Linked DNA regions of Homo sapiens: region 2 is linked to region 1. A link is a contact called in ENCODE Hi-C or POLR2A ChIA-PET data. All regions are on one chromosome and are shown on one strand. Each heading gives the region's core, a stretch centred on a gene start or an enhancer-like site at or near the end of the contact. The rest is flanking DNA. Distances are from core to core; before and after follow the strand shown.

Region 1 (3,408 bases), core at 589-3,088:
TTCTATCTGGGTTTACTTCTGTTACACATAGTTTTAGGATTGTGGCTACCATGTTGAGTGTTTCTGTGACCACCAAAGTTCTATTTCTCTCTGTTACTAACTCTTTGAGTTTTAGTGCCTTTGTTTAGAGAGATTAGGGGAAAAACAGATTTTTTTTTTTGTATAATTGTTGAGTAGTGTAATTTTCAAATAATAATAATAATAAGCATTTCCTATAACTTAGGCACTATTTTAGTTGCTTCACATGTATTAAATCAGTGACATTTCACAATCACATCATGAAATAGGTGCCGTGTTTATCCCCATTTTACAGATGAAGAAGCTGAGGTGCTGAGAGATTGGAAACTAGCCTGAGGGGAATAGCTAGTAAGCAGCAAGGCCAGGACGCAAACACTGGCAATCTGGTCCCTTACTGATGCCATGCTTCTCTTCAGAGCGCCCAGCCTTTCAGCAAGATTCTCCAAAAAGGTTGTAATGATAAGGCTGGTCTTAGCAGTCTCTGGGCACGGGGCTTGCTCCTGTCACTGCTGGGCAAGGGTGGGTTGCTTGCTGTCTGTGGGCTCTCTCTTGCCTCTGATGAAGAAGGGGAGGAGGTTGGTGACACAGTGTCTTAAGTCGAGCATATGCATGCCTCTGTTTAACTCCTAAGGCATCTGTGTTGGGCACATAATGACAGAGAATTAATATTCAATGATCTCTTGACTGATTTTCCGCTTGTATAATATATGTTCCCAGGCAAGAAAATTTTCGTGGTATCAAAGCAAAGTGGAAATCAGAAAATGTGAAGGTAGTCTAAATGTCTTGCAAGCAGAAGTTTGGTAGGACCAGACATACGATTTAGTTAATGGTCTATTACTTTCCACTGAAAAGCTTGTTTTATATTAAAAATGGATCATTTCATTTGAAGTACAGTTGGTCCTCTGTATTCATGGGTTCTGCAGCCAACGATTCAACCAACATGGATGGAAAATATTTGAAAAAAAAAAAATTGCCTCTGTACTGAATAGGTACAGATGTTTTTTTTTTCCTTGTCATCATTCCCTAACCAACGTAGTATAACAATGATTAACATAGTATTTACATTTTATTGGGTATCATAAGTAATTTAGAGATGATTTAAAGTATACTGGGAGGATGTGCAAGGGTTCTATGCAAATACTATAGCATTTTATGCCAAAGACTTGAACATTTGTGAGTTTTGGTATCTGTGGGGAGTCCTGGAACCAATCTTCCTCAGATACCAAGGGATGACTGTAGATTATCTGAAATAATCTATTGAGAGACCGCTCTTACGCACCTGCACTGCAACTTATCCCCCTTCAGCCACACAAACCAATGGGCACAAAACATTAAGGCACACAAACACCAAAACAAAGAGATGGCTAGAGTGGTTGACAGGGTAAGCAAATTGCCTCCTAATCTAATACATGAAACCAGCCTTGCCACACCTAAGTAAACACGCTCTTCTGATGTTGATACTGCCCTCCAGGCCACGAATGATATTGCCCTCCAAAACACAAAGCTGCAGCAAAATGCACCAAGTTCTATGGCCCAACCCGTGGGCTTTCCAACTGGGCTCTTGTGAAAAAGCAGTGCAGGTGAGGGCTGGGCTGCCAGTGGGCGCGGGCTGTCACCAAGCTGGTGCCTTTCTGGAATCTGAGGCCTGAGGCTTTGTTTCCTGGCTAGGGATATTTTCTCAGAGTTGGAAATACCCTCCCTTCCTTGCTTTCCTTCATTCCCACCCCCTGTATCTTAAATCTGTGTCATTCTCAGAGCTCTCTGTGGAACTGAAACAATGCAAGAATCTGGCCTAGCCTTCCTCTGCTTGCCTAACTTCTTTCAGTTTCTGTTTGGCCCAACGGAATATGAGAGAAAGATTAAAAGCAGATTGTATGAAGCAAAATGACTAAACCATTTCTCGTAAAGGGCAATGTTTTTTAAAGAAAATCAGGAAGATTGCTTTGCCTGAAATAATTGTTACAATAAAGTATATTTTGAAATTATTATTATTTTTTTTTTGGAGACAGTCTTGCTCTGCCTCCCAGGCTGGAGTGCAGGGGTATAAACATAGTTCACTGCATCCTCAAACTCCTGGGCACAAGTGATTCTCCTGCCTCAGCCTCCCAAGTAGCTGGGACTACAGGTATGTGCCGCTGTGCCTTGCTAATATTTTTATTTTAGTAGAGATGGGGGTCTTGCTGTGTTGTCCAGGCTGGTCTCCAACTCCTGGCCTAAAGTGATCCTCCCGCCTTGGCCTTTCAAAGCACTGGGAATACAAGCATGCGCTACCATGCCCGGCTGAATTTAATTTTTCAATTTAATATGATCTGTTGCTCAGAAAAACCACGGTTATTAGCGTACACTTAGCATGGAAGGTGGAATACGTGTGTTAATGATTACCTTTTCCTTCTGTAAACACTAAGACCCACCGTAAGTGCCTTCACATGTAGCGTCTCATGTAATCCTCATGAGTGACCTGCAAGACAAGCTACTTCAGACAGGAGTCTGAGAGGCTGTGGCCTTGCTAAAGTCCAAAACCAGTTAGGTGTGAATGGAGACTCAAATCCAGATTTCCTATTGCCAAATACTGTGTTCTTCCTATTACAGGACTCTGCTTAATACATCATCCTCAAAAAAGTTGCTTCTCAGTTATTTTCTAAAACTCCTCACAACCCGGAGAAGTCAAAGGCTTGTCGTAGTCCGGTTTGCAATGTCAGAGCCTTCATATGTCATGAAATATTTGGAGTGCTGGGTGGGCAGGAGGGCCTTACGTCTGTAACGTTGAATACCACAACCCCGGGCCTCCTGGCAGTCTTTGACTAGCGAAGGGTGAAGTGGAGCATAGTCATTCCTGATTCGTGGTACTCAAAGAGCCTAAGCCGGGAACTCAGATAATGGAAATGAATTATGTGATTCAATTATACTATTCAGTTAAAGGTGAGTAATTATAGTCATCTTTATACTTTGTAGTCTTAACCTCGTGGCATTTCCTGACTCTGACATACTTTGGCATGATTACATCTACCAGCTGGGACTATGACTAATTCCTTTGAGCTATTCTCTGCTTGTTGTTCTTATTTGTGATGGGGAGCTATCTCTTTTAAATCTGCACCGAAAAGACCAATTATTATTATTACTTTTATAGATGTAGCTTAACACAGTGCTGGAACACAGTTAATGCCCAATAAATGGTGGTTATAATAATTAAAAATCAAGGTTTGCACAGGAACCTGCTGAACAAGTGATTTTTGAAGCACTATAGTCATCTAATAACTTGGGAAAGTTGTGAACGTTTTTCTTTTCTGGTTTTTTTTTTTTTTTTTTTTTTTTTTCTGAAATGGAGTCTCACTCTGTCACCCAGGCTGGAGGGCAGTGGCCCGATCTCGACTCACTGCAACCTCCACCTCC
Region 2 (3,408 bases), core at 524-3,023, 360 kb before region 1:
CTCCAAGACAGACCATATTTTAGACCACAAAACAAGTCTCAACAAATTTTTAAAAATCAAAATCATATCAAGTATCTTCTCAAACTACAGCAGAATAAAACTAGAAATCAACAACAAGAGGAATTTTTGAAACTATTCAAATACATGGAAATTAAACAACATGTTCCTGAACGATCACTGGGTCAATGAATAAATTAAGGTGTAAATTTAAAACTTTTTTGAAATGAATTAAAACAGAAACACAACATACCAAAACCTCTGGGGTACAGCAAAAACAATGCTAAGAGGGAATTTTATAGCATTAAATGCCTGCATCAAAAAAAAAATAGATCAAAAATTAACAACTTCATGTTGCATCTCAAGGAACCAGAAAAACAAGAACAAACCAAACCCAAATTTGCCAGTAGAAAAGAAATCACAAAGATCAGAGCCGAAGTAAATGAAATAGAGACACTAGTGTTATTCCCCGATAACTGTGAGTCTATCTCAGCATTTGCTTATTGGAAGACCCAAACTGACACCAAGTTAGTCTGTAGATTAAATGATACATCTGGCAGAGTGCCCACCCAAGAATTAAATTTTGTCTAAGTTCATCTTGCCATCTTCCTAGCGACAAAATAATAGAAATGCAAATAATCCCAAATAGTGAATGATCTGAGACACTACCTAGATTTAGGTCTCGGGTCCTGACTGTACACATTAACATAGGATTAGTTAGCTTTTTCTAAGTGTGCCAGCACGTCAGAGGTGCTCAGGGAATACGTTGTAAGGGACATAGATTTCTAACCCTGTCAGTAAAATGGAAATGCCAAACTGTCACTTTATCTCCTTCTGGTAATTTGGTTGACTAATTCGATGTTAGATTCTGGTATCTTGACAAGCTTAGCGTTAGCCAGTTACTGGGATGATTTCCAATGCTTAAGGCAGTAATGCCTTATTTCTGCTTTAGCAGTAATGTGACCAGTGCATAACACTCATTAAGGGGTAATGCAGCATTTAATTAATGAGGGGAACTTTCCCCTGAGAGTGCATAGAGGAGATAGCCCAGAGCACAGAGGAGTGTAAGAATCTGGAAGTGACCTGACACTCTGCGCCAAAGCCGCATGGGGTTTATTGGACCCCGGCTCATCCTGGCTTCCTGCGGTGTTGGCAAATTGAAGCCCTCCGGAAGGCATCTTTGGTTTAACCAGCTCAAACTGTTTTGCTCTTTCTGATCTCCACAGAGGATGAGAGGAGCAGGCAGAAATCAGTTGAATTTGTTTTGTGGTAAGAGTTTCTACCAGGAAATGACTGCTCTGGGTTTCCACCAGCTTCAGCAGGAGGGTTAGTTAAATCATTATCCTGCTGGCTGGCATTTAGTCAGTGGACGCCTTTAATCCACAAGGCAGTTTCTAAAGTGTTCAGCTGAAAACAAAGATGCTCTTTACCCCACTCTCTAATGGGGTCCCAACCAGGGTCATTAACTGTCAACCAGCAGATACCGGGTCAGCTTCAGAGGAACTTACATTAGCTGTGCCATTTCCTTTGGAGCTTGACTGGTAGTCATTGACTTTTTTCACCTCATTTCCCGTAGCACTGAAGCAGTTCCGTTGGTAATAGCTGACTCAGGAAACCCAGGGAGCTGCCTAGTGGTGATAGCCATGCCTTGTTTTCCAGAAGCACAAGCCACAAATGGACATATGCCATCTACTAATTGTACTATTGCTGATTTGTATTTATTACATCTCAGAGTAAGTAACAGGCTATGCAGAGCCCCCTAGTGTTTGACTCCACAGAAATGGTATTGATCTGTCAAAGTTTCTTTACTTATCAGTATGAAACAGTATTGTGTAAGCTCTTTGCTCCAAAAGGCCATTATGAAAAGAGGCAATAACAACATGGTACGCCAGACGTGATATGCCGATGCCTCTTGCTTTGCGAGAAAAGACTAGATGGCGAGGTCCCTAGTAGACACAAAGGTTCTGGCCAGGATTTTTAATGGCCAGTTGTATAAATAATTAAGTGAGGAAGAGTAGAGAGTATCTTAGTGTATTCATTTCCTGCTGCCGTTGTAACAAGTGACCACAAATGTAGTGCCTTAAAGCAATACAAATTAACATACAGTTCTAGAAGTCAGAAATCTGACTGGGTCTCACTGGACTAAAACGTGTCAGCACGGCTGTGTTACTTCTAGGGGTCTAGGGGACATCTGTTTCCTTGCCTTTTCCAGCTTCTAGAGGCTTCCTGCATTCCTTGGCTTATGACCCCCAGTCAGCAATCCTCTGCGGCTGTAGTCACATCTTCTCTGACTCTCCTGCCTCCTTCCTTCCCTCCTAAGGACCCTTGTGATAATATTGGGCCCACCAGATAATCCAAAATAATCTCCTCCAATGCAAATCTCTTAATTTAATCACATCTGCAAAGTCCCTTTTGCCATGTAAGGAACCACATTCCCAGGTCCCAGGGAAAAAGACATGGATAGCTGTGGAAAGCCATCATTCTGACTACCACACCTATTAAGGTAATTGCTGTTCTTCCCTCTCAACATTCGAGTTCTTTCAAGTTCCTTTTGCCATGGGAAGACAAAATAGCAATGTAGATATGGTCCCTCAGAGACACAGAATCTCATCTTCCATTGTCAAATGCAGTTTCAATTACTCAGGCAACGGCCATTTTAAAGGACCATAAAAGATAATGGCACCTCCTGGCTGAACAGATGGCCTCTTAGCACAGTTCCGAGTTAGATGTGATAACAGTTTCACGGCTGGGAAGCAAGTGGGGCAAGAGATGGGACTGTTGGAAGGGTAAGATGGTCTCTGAATTGAATCCTCTGCCTTAATGTCCCCTGAGTTTCTGGGTTATCTGGAAAACCCTCCTAGGAGAAGTCAAGGAGCCTCAAAAAGCAAGAACACCCTCTTCTTTAACTGCCCTCTCCACCCTGAAAAGTTGAGATGTGACAGAATGAAAAGAGCACCAGCTTTGGAGTCAGACAGAAAGGCGTTCCAATCTCTGTGTGACCTGCAGCATGTTTCTTAATCTCTCTGGGCCTTATTGTCCTCACCTGTAAAATGAAAATAATATCTACCTCTTAGGTATCTGATATTTATATCAGAAACAATGTATGTAAAGTTCAAAGGATGCTGTTGGGCTTATGGTAGGTGCTCAAAAATAGTAAGTACTATTATTATAGTAGTAGTCGTCGTCATTGTTGAGGATCTGTTGTTACAACAGGAAGTAGAGATTGGAGTCAAAAGTCTGCCATGAAAATTTTAACTGGTTGATATTTCTCACATTAGTACCACCACTAGACATTTGACCAAAGCACGTGAGAAAACTTAAGGGCAAGGATGATAAACAAAAATGACTCTCTCTCTCTACACTTCCACCCCCGATTTCCTGTGCTCTCCCTATCCAAACACTCCTCTGGAA

The links. A loop is a pair of places that touch in the nucleus more often than their neighbours do. ChIA-PET counts read pairs that join two places held with the same protein, here RNA polymerase II (POLR2A). Pooled maps may share reads with other maps.
Region 2: a loop to region 1 is called in a map of naive thymus-derived CD4-positive, alpha-beta T cell, with 21 times the contacts of the local background. The contact joins two enhancer-like sites. A Hi-C loop is called at or near these places in 1 of 168 maps with a recorded cell type or tissue (naive thymus-derived CD4-positive, alpha-beta T cell) and 6 of 50 pooled maps. POLR2A ChIA-PET finds 5 or more read pairs at or near these places in 1 of 52 experiments (WTC11).

What each region holds. Positions count from the first base shown.
Region 1 is chr5:74,575,446-74,578,853 of GRCh38, reverse strand. No RefSeq gene overlaps it. Among named protein-coding and RNA genes, the nearest start is that of LINC01331, 40 kb to the right of the region's middle. RefSeq lists enhancers at 1,340-1,509, 1,720-1,939. Within about 2 kb of position 1,838, at least 13 of the 41 ENCODE cell types and tissues checked have a DNase peak (open chromatin) inside an H3K27ac peak, as active enhancers do.
Region 2 is chr5:74,933,421-74,936,828 of GRCh38, reverse strand. No RefSeq gene overlaps it. Among named protein-coding and RNA genes, the nearest start is that of FAM169A, 69 kb to the right of the region's middle. Within about 2 kb of position 1,773, at least 5 of the 41 ENCODE cell types and tissues checked have a DNase peak (open chromatin) inside an H3K27ac peak, as active enhancers do.